Regions from separate parts of the Homo sapiens genome. Here all the other regions are linked to region 2. Evidence: chromatin contacts called from ENCODE Hi-C or POLR2A ChIA-PET data. All regions are on one chromosome and are shown on one strand. Each heading gives the region's core, a stretch centred on a gene start or an enhancer-like site at or near the end of the contact. The rest is flanking DNA. Distances are from core to core; before and after follow the strand shown. Region 1 holds the start of ELOF1 (elongation factor 1). Region 2 holds the start of TNPO2 (transportin 2). Region 3 holds the start of YJU2B (YJU2 splicing factor homolog B).

Region 1 (3,597 bases), core at 358-2,857, 1.2 Mb after region 2:
TAGTATGATTCCATCCTGTGTGTATTCTAGTTTGCTCCAGCACTGAAAAAGGGTCTCACAAGAGGGCAGTTCTACTGGTTACACTTGACGGTTACCAGGGTAACACTGCCCCCTAGGGGATATCCTAGAGATCCCTCTACAGACAGCCCCTGACTTGATTATGATAGGTTTATCGGGATGTAACCCCATCGTAAATCAAAGAGCATCTGTATTCGAAATACATTTCATTACAAATTATCTTCCTGAACACTCTAATGCAACAGCTCTTATCAAGGTCCGCAGGGACCAGACCCTTGCCAAACTCAACTGTCAATTCTCTTTCCTCATCTTCTTCAACTCAGGGACACGTGACACAGCTAACCCCTCTCTCTCTCCATCTTGAAATATCTTTTTCAGGCCAGGTGTGGTGGCTCATGCCTGTAATCCCAACAATTTGAGAGGCCGAGGTGGATGGATCACTTGAGGTCAGGAGTTCGAGACCAGCCTGACCAACATGGTGAAACCCCATCTCTACTAAAAATACAAAAATTAGCCAGGCATGGTAGTGCGCACCTGTAATCACAGCTACTTAAGAGGCTGAGGCAGGAGGATCGCTTGAACCCGGGAGGCTAAGGTTGCAGTGAGCCCATATGGCGTCACTGCACTCCAGCCTGGGCGACGGAGCGAAACCCTGTCTCAGAAAAAAACAAAACCAAAAATAAAAACCAATAAAAGTCCTTGGCCGGGCGCGGTGGCTCACGCCTGTAATCCCAGCACTTTGGGAGACCGAGGCGGGTGGATCGCGCCTGTAATCCCAGCACTTTGGGAGGCCGAGGCGGGTGGATCACGAGGTCAGGAGTTCAAGACCAGCCTGGCCAAGATGGTGAGACCCCATCCCTACTCAAAAAAAAAAAAAAAAAAAAAACTACAAAAATTAGCCGGGCGCGGTGACCGGCGCCTGTAATCCCAGCTACTCGGGAGGCTGAGGTAGGAGAATCACTTGAACCTGGGAGGCGGAGGTTGCAGTGGGCCGAAATCGAGCCACTGCACTCCAGCCTGGGCGACAAAGTGAGACTCCGTCTCAAAAAAATAAAATAAAATAAAACAAAAATAAAAAATAAAAATCCTTAACACGGCCCACGAGGCTCCATGGAATCTGGCCCCAGCCTGTCCACTCAACCTCATCTACTACAATCTGGGCACTCAAAATGTGGTCTGCGGATCAGCAGCATGGAAGTCACCTGGGAGCGAGTTAGAACAGCAGCCTCTCAGGCCTCCCTCTTCATCTGCTGGATCAGAACTTGAACTTTTTAGTTTGAGTAGAGCGTCTTCCATGCTTACAAGCTTCCCCTTCACCCTGATTCAGCCATAAGGTTATTTCATATTCCTCACTTGCCGCTCCTGGAAACTGACCAGAAGTACTGGCATCGCGCGTAGGTACAGGCAAATACGCACCGGCTCTTGCGCAGGCGCACTGCGTCTCCGTCGGAGCGCTGCTATTTGAGTACGCGTGCGCTCAGAGGAGCGGCGAAGGAGGCAGGGCCTATTTGCTGGGCTGTCCGGGATGGGGGTGGCCGGGACCTGAAAGTAGGAGAGGGGTTTCCGCTTCCGGCAGGAGTCGGAAGTCACTATCTCCCGGGTGAACGGAGCTTTCGCAGCTGGAGAAGGTGAGTGCTGGTGCGGCTCGTGCGAGTGGGCGTTGGGGGTGGGCAGGACTGGAAGTTCCTCTACTCCGTGCGTTTACGGGGTCCTGGAGGAGGCTCCTGGGACCTCGAGCTTGGGGGAAAGCCGGTCGGGGAGACTGACTCCCCCCGACCCCATCCTTCCAAGCGCGACTACCGGGACGCCTGGCTCCTCCCGGCGGCCGTCGGGAGGCGATGCCGAAGCTTTAGTGAGTCTGGAGGAACAGCCAACCCCCCACCTCTTGGGTACCAGCAGATTCGGGGGATGACTCCTCTGCCATCCCCTTTTGGCGCTCTTGGACTTAACGTTGTCACAGGACAGGCTGAGGCCTCTGCATTCCTTGTGCAAGCCAGACCCCATTCATGGGATGGGGAGACTGTAGTCCCTGGGCAAAATGAGCTTCTGGGGCTCATCCGTAGATTTTGTTTGGACTTTTTTTTTTTTTTTTGAGAGTGAGTCTTGCTGTGTCGCCGAGGCTGGAGTGCAGTGGCGCGATCATAGCTCATTGCAGCCTCGACCTCCTGGGCGCAAGCTTCCCACTTCAGCTTGCCGAGTAGCTGGGACTACAGACTCAAGGCTAATTTTTGTAATTTTGTAGAGATGAAGGGTCTCACTCTGTTTCCCAGGCTGGTCTGGAACTCCTGGCTTCAAGCGATCTTCCCACCTGGGCCTCCCAAAGTGATGAGATTACGGGCGTGACGTCCCAAAGTGATAGAGTTACAAGCAAACTGATTGAGTGATTTATTCAGTAATGGTTATTGCTGGGCACGGTGGCTCATGCTTGTAACGCCAGCACTTTGGGAGGCCGAGGCGGGAGTATCTCTTGAGCCCAGGAGTTCCAGACCAGGCTGGGCAACATGGTGGGTCCCTGTCTCTACAAAAAATACAAAAATTAGCTGGGCGTGGTGCCGCGGCTAATTTATATTTCAGAGGTAGAGGGGCAGGGGGAGGATCGCATAAGGAATGTGTGAGGGAAAAAGACATTGAGGATGAATCCAAGGTTTCTGATTTGATTATCCGGAAAGATGGAATTGCTGTTAGCTGAGATGAGGAAGACTGGAAGAGCAGGTTGCAATGTCAGGGGCTTGGTTTTGGACATGATATGTTTAATCTTAGGTGGAAGTTAGACATCAGGTGGAGGTGTGGCTGAGGCAGATAGATCAGAGTCTGCAGTTCAGACTCAAGGCTGGAGAAGCAGGTGGCCTCAGTGTAGAGTAGGCATGAAGCCCTAAGACTGGGTGAAATCTTCATGTGGTGAGTATAGCCAGAAAGGAGAGGATCCAACAATTAAACTCATGGGCTTTTTGCTCTGTTGCCCAGGCTGGAGTGCCTCGGCTCACTGCAACCTCCGCCTCCCAGGTTCAAGTGATTCTCCTGCCTCAGCCTCCCGAGTAGCTGGGATTACAGGCGTGCACCACCATGCCTGGCTAATTTTTGTATTTTTAGTAGAGATGGGGTTTCACCATGTTGGTCAGGCTGGTCTCGAACTCCTGACCTCGTGATCTGCCCACCTCGGCCTCCCAAAGTGCTGGGATTACAGGCGTGAACCACTGCACTCAGCCTTTTTTTTTTTTTTTTTTAGATGAAGTTTTGCTCTGTTGCCCAGGCTGGAGTGCGGTGGCACAATCTCAGCTCACTGAAACCTCCGACTCCCAGGTTCAAGCGATTCTCCTGCCTCAGCCTCTCTATTAGCTGGGATTACAGGCATGTGCCACCACGCCCAGCTAATTTTTGTATTTTTAGTAGAAATGGGGTTTCACCATGTTGGCCAGGCTGGTCTCCAACTCCTAACCTCAAGTGATCTGCCCACCTTGGCCTCCCAAAGTGCTGGGATTATAAACGTGAGCCACAGCGCCTGGCCCAAACTCACGTGCTCTCTTCATTGGAGCAAGTTGGCAGAGAGGCAGGAGCATAGGAGACTAGCAGGAGCCACCA
Region 2 (3,519 bases), core at 33-2,532:
AGGCGGAGGTTGCAATGAGCTGAGATCCCACCATTGCACTCCAGCCTGGGCGACAGGGCAAGACAGTGTCTCAAAAAAAAAAAAAAAAAAAAAAAAAAAAAAAAAAAAAGAAAGAAAGAAAGAAATAGGAAAACTGGGCCGGGCACAGTAATCCCAGCACTTTGGGAGGTCGAGGCAGGTGGATCACCTGAGGTCAGGAGTTCAAGACCAGCCTGGCCAACATGGCAAAACCCCATCTCTATTAAAAATGCAAAAAATTAGCCTGGCGTGGTGGCAGGCGCCTGTAATTCCAGCTACTCGGAAGGCTGAGGCAGGAGAATCGCTTGAATCCGGGGGCGGAGGTTGCAGTGAGCCGAGATTGAGCCATTGCACTTCAGCCGGGACAATGAGAGCAAGACACCATCTCAAAAAACAAAAAAACAAAAAAAGCCAGGCGCGGTGGCTCACGCCTGTAATCCCAACACTTTGGGAGGCCAAGGCAGGCAGATCATGAGGTCAAGAAATCAAGACCATCCTGGTCAACATTGTGAAACCCCATCTCTATTAAAAAAAATTAGCCGGGCGTGGTGGCGCATGCCTGTAATCCCAGCTACTCGGGAGGCTGAGGCAGGAGAATCGCTTGAACCCGGGAGGCGGAGGTTACAATGAGCTGAGATCGCGCCACTGCACTTCAGCCTTGTAACAGAGCGAGACTCCGTCTCAAAAACAAAACAAAACAAAACAAAGAAATAGAAAAACAAAAACAACAAAACAACAAAAACCCAAAACCTTGTCCTGATTCAACACTCAAATTCACCAGCTGGAGAGGAAGAAAAAATTCCGTGACCACACAAGGGCCAACAATGTGGACCACACATGCAGCAGGGGCTACTTTGTTCTGCCCCAAGGCTTGCGGAGGGCCGCTGAAAATTTGCCATATTATATGAAGGGGGTGAACCTTAACAAATTGTCTCCTGCATCCCAAACTCGCTCCCCATCTGATCTTTATCTGGGGCAGCCCCCAAATTTGACCAGAAAGCTCTTATCGTTCACACTCGCTCCAGGAACCCCCAAATCCAGCCCCAGCTCCCCAGTCTCACTCTTCTGCTCCCCATGCACCTCGGTTGGTCTAGAGACCCTCCTGCCAATTTGAGTCTCAGCCAAAACCCCAAAGCGCGGCGACCCTGGCGCATGGCAGGACGGGATTTGTAGTTCCAGGGCTTATCGGAGGGTGGGGGAGAGGGAGGCCTTTACGCATGCCTTGGTGGCGGCTTTCTGCACGTGTTTCTCAGCCCAGGTTTCAGTCCAGCGGAACTGGCTACCTCGGAATCCCAACTGCTCCTTTAGGGTGTCTTCCGCGATTCTCCGAGTGGAGTTAGGCGCCTGCCGACACTTCCCTAACCTTGGAGGCCCGGGACTTGATTTTCATGAATGAACGGAGCCGGGACTGACTTTGCCTACGGCAAGTGGGTTGAGATAGCTGTTCCCCTCCTTCAGGCAGGGGCAAAAATTGACCTCTGCCTCTCTCGAGGGTCAAAAAGTTCCTCAGGGCAGGGTGGGTTGTTCTTTGGGATTAGAGCTGGTGAATTCATTAAATATCGGCTTAGGGAGGGGCTGAATACAGTAAAAGAACAGCCTTGAGCCTTGGAGGGTAAAGCCACGTTTTTAAGGAACAATTCAGAGCTGGCCAGGTCATGCTTAACTTGGATGATCTCTAATCGCGCGAACTGCTCTTATACCCATTTGACAAGTGGGGAAACTGAGGCTTCAAGTGGCAGGAGGTCTCCCACTTTGTTATCGGCAGGGCAGGGAGGGGAAACCAAGACGCTACAGGGTCTCCAGCTTTTTACCATCTGCTCCTCTCTCAAGAGAAGGAAAAACGGTGCCCTACTGTCTTCAGACGTCGCAAGGATCAAGAAGATTTCTTTCTTCATGACCCTGCCCTTGCCAGAATTTCCTGCGCTGTTCCACCTCATTCAACTTCAGGTAGGGAAAGGGATTAGGCGTGGTTCAAAGTTTATTTTATTAGTTCATTTCGTTTTATTCAAAAATTTATATCCTTGTGGCTTTTTCATCTCCTTGTAAAAACTATCAAACAGTACTGGAAAATAATGCAAAAAGTGGCAGAGGCTTCTGTAGGAACCCGGCTTGTCTCAGGCACTTACTTTGTCCTGCTTTCTTTCCTTTGTCTCTGGGGTATAAAGAGCACGCTCAGCTCTTTCCTTGCGCACACACAGCGTACTCCTCCCAAGTACCTCTGGATGGGGGAAGGGAGGCACATTTCAATTTTTAGTGGAGGAAGGTGACAAGGAGGGTGCTGGCTCTGGCCGAGGGGTTCCTGGATCCATCACACACAAAGTCCCCACGCGCTACCAAACTCCTGGCTCCAGCTAAAGAGCTTGCGGTCAGGTCAGTGAAAGATGCTGGGAAAACGAGACACTGGGAGGACCGGCTGGCTAGAGAGGCCAAAGAAACGGCAACTCTTTGGTCACGTGACCGGACCTTGTCTCAGCCCGGGTTTCCCAAGTGCCAGGGCACGTGTGAAGGTTGAACCTTCCGATTGGCTCGGCGGGACCAGTTTGAACGGAGTACGGGAGCCGCGGCGGCTCACCTACGGCCGCGTTTTTCTTTTTTTTTTTTCTTTCTTTCTTTTTTTTTTTTTTTTTTTTTTTTAATTCTCTCTCTTTGGCTCCCTCCTTCCGCGCGAGTCTCTGGAGAAGCCGCAGCGCGAGTTGCCGCCGCTGCTGCCCGGGGCCGGGTAAGTGGGCCTCACTCAGAGCCCGACCCTCTTGGCCCCGGCTTGCGTCGACCCCCGCCGGGCACCGAGCCTGCGCCGCGCGCGGCCCGGGCGTCGGGGCCGCGCCCGACCGGGAAAGGCCGGGAAGCCGGTTGGGCCCGATCCTCCTGGCAGCTAGAACGGGCCGGGCGGGGGAGGGGGGAACCGAGCAGAGCTTAGGGGGTGGGGCCTCGGAGCCAGGCCATGTCGGGGCTCCTCAAGAAGAGGGCCAGTGGGACTGCTGGGGTCGGGCTGGAGGGGATCTGATTGGGGGAAGCGTCTGGGGACTGCTTGGGGCCTGATTGGGGGACGTCGCGAGGATCGGGTGTGTGTAGGGGCCTGTTTCGGTGGGGCTTGGTTGGGTCTGATTGGGGGAGGCCGCACTGAAAAGTTGAGCGGGGTGGGGGGAGGGGAGCTCGTTGGGTCCTGACAGGGAGGGGCGTCAGACTTCGGCCTAGAGGGTTTTCTTGGATCTGACTTCGAGGCGTTGCTGGGATCCGTTGAGGGGAATGCCCCGGGGGGTGTTTACCCAGGCCGAACTGGGGGAGGCTGCAAGGATCGGACCAGGGGGTTACTGACACGAGGTGGTGGGGGGCTCGGCCGAACTTGACTGGGAGAGGCAACAGAGATCCGTCAGCAGGGGTTACTGCTGACAGGGTCGGAGGGAATTTCAGGGAGAGGCTTGGCCAGACCTGATTGGGGAAGGCGACTGGGATCGGTCCAGGGGGCTCCTATAGTGGGTTGGCCGGGCTTGGCTGGCTCTC
Region 3 (3,740 bases), core at 567-3,066, 1.0 Mb before region 2:
CAGTGAGCAAAGATTGCGCCACCACACTCCAGCCTGGGCGATAGAGCGAGACTCCATCTCAAAAAAAAAAAAAAAAAAGAAAGAAGTTCTAGTTTACACTAAAGAGAGACTCTGTGAAGCAGTGAAGGGTATTCTAGAACAGAGATTGGCAAAGTTTCTCTGTCAAGGGCCAGAAAATAAGTATTTCTAGCTTTTTAGGCCAGATTATCTCTGCCCCAACAACTCAACTCTGCTTTCATAGCTAGAAATCAGTCCCAAACAATATATAAATGAACGGGCGTAGCTGCATGCCAATATAAATTTTATTGATGGACACAGAAATTTGAATTTCACATAATCGTCATGTCACAAAGTATTATTCTTTTGATTTTTCCCCAACTACTAGAAAATTTAAAACCATTCTTGGGGGCCGGACTCGGTGGCTCACGCCTGTAATCCCAGCACTTTGGGAGGCTGAGGCAGGTGGATCACTTGAGGTCAGGAGTTCAAGACCGGCCTGGCCAACATGGTGAAACCCTGTCTCTACTAAAAATACAAAAATTGGCCAGGCCTGGTGGCGTACGCCTGTAATCCCAGCTACTGGAGAGGCTGAGGCAGGAGAATCGCTTGAATCTGGGAGGCGGAGGTTGCAGTGAACCGAGATCACGCCACTGCACTCCATCCAAGGTGACAAGAGTGAGATTCTGTCTCCAACAAAAAGAAAGAAAGAAGCTGATGGAAGAGCTTCTGATGGAGTGGGAGTGGTGTAGTGAGGTGGTGAGGCAGTGGTGCAAAGTCCCGGATATAAACTGTTCTACCCTCACCTTAGTCTTGTATCCTCCAACTATAAAGTGTGTCCTTTAGATTGGATTATTCCAAGGTCCCTTCCAACCTAAAAATACTTTTGCCAACAAAATAGCTAAGTGCCCCTTGAGGCGTTAGGGGACACGGCTCCCTGGGCTTGAATCCCAGCTCCACTCCTCATCAGCTGGGTGACCTTGGTCAGTGACTGCGCTTCCCTGGGCTTGTATTTCGTCACCGGTAAAGGGCGAATGACGACGACAAGACTGACTTTCTGGGGATGCTGTGAATCAACTAACCCACGGGAAGAGCCTGCAAAGAGCAAATACTCCGTTTACAGGAGCTCGAGGGTGTGTGTGTGTCTTAAGATGGTTTTGTTACCCCAGTAAATGGCAGACGGGGCTATCGGGTGGGCGTGTAGATATCTCCGGTCCTTGGTGCAAAAGTAATTACCGACCCTGTTTGTCCTGGGCTTACGGCTTGGGCTCGGAGCTCCACCCTGCTGCTTCCTATCTGCTTGACTTGGGGCAAATTGTTTTCTCTCTCTAAGCCTCATTTTCCTTATGTGTAAAAATGGCTGGTTAAGGCATTCAGGGCAGCGCCTGACGCCGAGTTAAACGTTTGGCAGTTTAGTCATTTCTGCTGCTCACGGTTTTACAAGAATCATTTTTATAAAATCTGGTGAGATAGGGACTTATTGGTCCCATTTTCCCGATGCAAAAACCCAGGACCCTTCAGGCATAATATGGATCCGGGCTAGGATGGGACCGGGTCCCGGGCACTTGGGTCAGAGGTCTCAGCTGGGGCCTCAGGGACTTTGGTCCTGGCTGGGACCTGGGCCGGCTCCGGGCATCTAAATCGGGTCCTCAGCTCCGCGTCCCCCGACGCGGAAGGGCGCGCCGGGCAGCTCCGAGGCCAGGGTGAGGCGGCTGCCGGACCCCCGGCCCTCCCCGCTCCTCCGCCCGCCGGCACTTACCTGCCCTCCTCCCGACGTCACGCCCTGACCGTGCCCGGAAGTGCGCGCTGAGAGCGCGGTGAACCTGGGCGCCCTCTCCGCGCCCCCAGGACGCCGGCGTGAGGCGGGGCGAGGCAGCAGCTCCACGCTGATTGGCTGAAGGACGATACGCCAAGCGTTCTGCGACGCCGGAGTGGGCCAATCCAGGAATGCCCCGCCCAACCGCGCTTACGCCAAGAGGCTCCATCCTCTGTCCAGCCCACTACGTGAGGCCCAATCCGAGGCCCGCCTCCTGGCACCGCCCTCCCAGGCGTGCTGTCCTGCGCGCTGCAGCCGGTCAGCGAGGGTGTGGTGGCGGGCCCCTGTAGTCCCAGCTACTTGGGAGGCTGAGGCAAAAGAATTGCTTGAACCCGGGAGGCAGAGGTTGCAAAGAGCCGAGATCGCGCCACTGCACTCCAGCCTGGGCAACAACAGCAAGACTCCGTCTCAAGAAAAATTATTTGCACAGGCAAGGTCTTACTATGTTGCCCCGGCTAGTCTCGAACTCCAGGGCCCAAGCAATCCTCCTGCCTCCCAAAGTGCTGGGATTACAGGCGTGAACCACTGCTCTGTTTTTGCATTTTTAAATAGTTAGGTGGGGGAAAAACTATTTTACGACTTATGAAAATAAAACATTCAAATTTCAGCGTACGTAAATAAAATTTCATTGGAACACAGGGATATGCGCTTTTGTCTGCTGATTGCTTCAAAATAAGGGCACTTGGGGGAACAGCAAATGCAGGGAAGGAGAGGTTTTCTCTGAATTTCTCTTATCTGCCTAAAGACAGAAAGAGGAATGCTTTCCTACGATCTTATTAACTAGGGAAGAGTGAAACCATTCCCAATCATGTATCCTTCTGAGGGCTGCTCTGAGACAACTTTTATTACCTGCAAGACTTTTTTATTTGCTTAACAAGACAGACTTTCTCCATCATACAATTTCTCCCCTTACCCTCCCATAACTTGTGTTACCACCATCCTCCCAGAAGCCCCAAACCCCTATTCTTTTCTTTGATACTTTTTTTTTTTTGAGAGGGAGTCTTGCTCTGTGGTCCAGGCTGGAGTTCAATGGCGTGATCTCAGCTCACTGCGCTCTCCACCTCCCAGGTTCAAGTGATTCTCTTGCCTCAGCCTCCCGAGTAGCTGGGATTACAGGCACCTTCCACCACGCCCGGCTATTTTTTGTATTTTTAGTAGAGATGGGGTTTCACCATGTTGGCCAGACTGGTCTGGAAGTCCCAACCTCAGGTGATCTGCCTGCCTTGGCCTTCCAAAGTGCCTGGATTACAGGCATGAGCCACTGGGCCCAGCCTCTCTGATCCTTTTTGGAGTCTTGTATTTTGTGGGACTCCCCTGCATAGGTACATAATTAAATATGGCTTTTGCCCTGTCTGTTTACATGTCAATTTAATTCGTAGCCCAGCCAAAGAACCTATAAAGGTGAAGGGAAGCCATTTTTCACCTACCTACAAACAGCCGGGCCCATTCATTTATCTATTGTCTATGTCTGCAACAGGGTTGAATTCAGTGGTTGCCACAGAGGAAGAGAGAGCCCAAAGAATCTAAAATATTTACCATCTGGCCTTTTACAGAAGAAGTGGGTGGATACTTCTCTTAGAGCCTTCAGATTAGCCTGGCCCTGCCTTCTGCACAGGTGAATGGCTTTTGAATTTACTTTTTTTTTTTTGAGTCGGAGTCTCACTGTCACTCAGGCTGGAGTGCAGTGGTGTGGTCTCAGCTCACTACACCCTCTGCCTCCCAGGTTCAAGTGAGTCTCCTGCTTCAGCCTCCCAGGTAGCTGGGACTACAGGTGCCCGCCACCATGCCTGGCTAATATTTGTATTTTTAGTAGAGATGGGGTTTCACCATGTTGGCCAGGCTGGTCTCAAACTCCTGACCTCAGATGATCTGCCCGCCTTGGCCTCCCAAAGTGCTGGGATTACAGGCATGAGCCACTGTGCCCAGA

The links. Hi-C counts contacts between places; a loop is a spot of excess contacts on that map. ChIA-PET counts read pairs that join two places held with the same protein, here RNA polymerase II (POLR2A). Pooled maps may share reads with other maps.
Region 1: a pooled map shows a loop between it and region 2 (4-fold over the local background). The contact joins the promoter of ELOF1 here to the promoter of TNPO2 in region 2. A Hi-C loop is called at or near these places in 4 of 50 pooled maps. POLR2A ChIA-PET finds 5 or more read pairs at or near these places in 2 of 52 experiments (GM10248 and activated CD4-positive, alpha-beta T cell).
Region 3: a pooled map shows a loop between it and region 2 (4-fold over the local background). The contact joins the promoter of YJU2B here to the promoter of TNPO2 in region 2. A Hi-C loop is called at or near these places in 1 of 168 maps with a recorded cell type or tissue (B cell) and 5 of 50 pooled maps. POLR2A ChIA-PET finds 5 or more read pairs at or near these places in 1 of 52 experiments (WTC11).

The regions. Positions count from the first base shown.
Region 1 is chr19:11,557,240-11,560,836 of GRCh38, reverse strand. It overlaps ELOF1 (elongation factor 1), which reads left to right and starts at 1,607. Exons shown (of 4, transcript NM_032377.4): 1 at 1,607-1,646. RefSeq lists an enhancer at 1-283.
Region 2 is chr19:12,721,695-12,725,213 of GRCh38, reverse strand. It overlaps TNPO2 (transportin 2), which reads left to right and starts at 1,282. Exons shown (of 26, transcript NM_001382241.1): 1 at 1,282-1,445; 2 at 1,849-1,965. RefSeq lists enhancers at 895-1,511, 1,512-2,130, 2,183-2,332, 2,131-2,748, 2,749-3,367 and a silencer at 2,833-2,922.
Region 3 is chr19:13,745,971-13,749,710 of GRCh38, reverse strand. YJU2B (YJU2 splicing factor homolog B) reads right to left here and starts at 1,816. Exons shown (of 10, transcript NM_030818.4): 1 at 1,757-1,816. RefSeq lists a silencer at 1,526-1,835.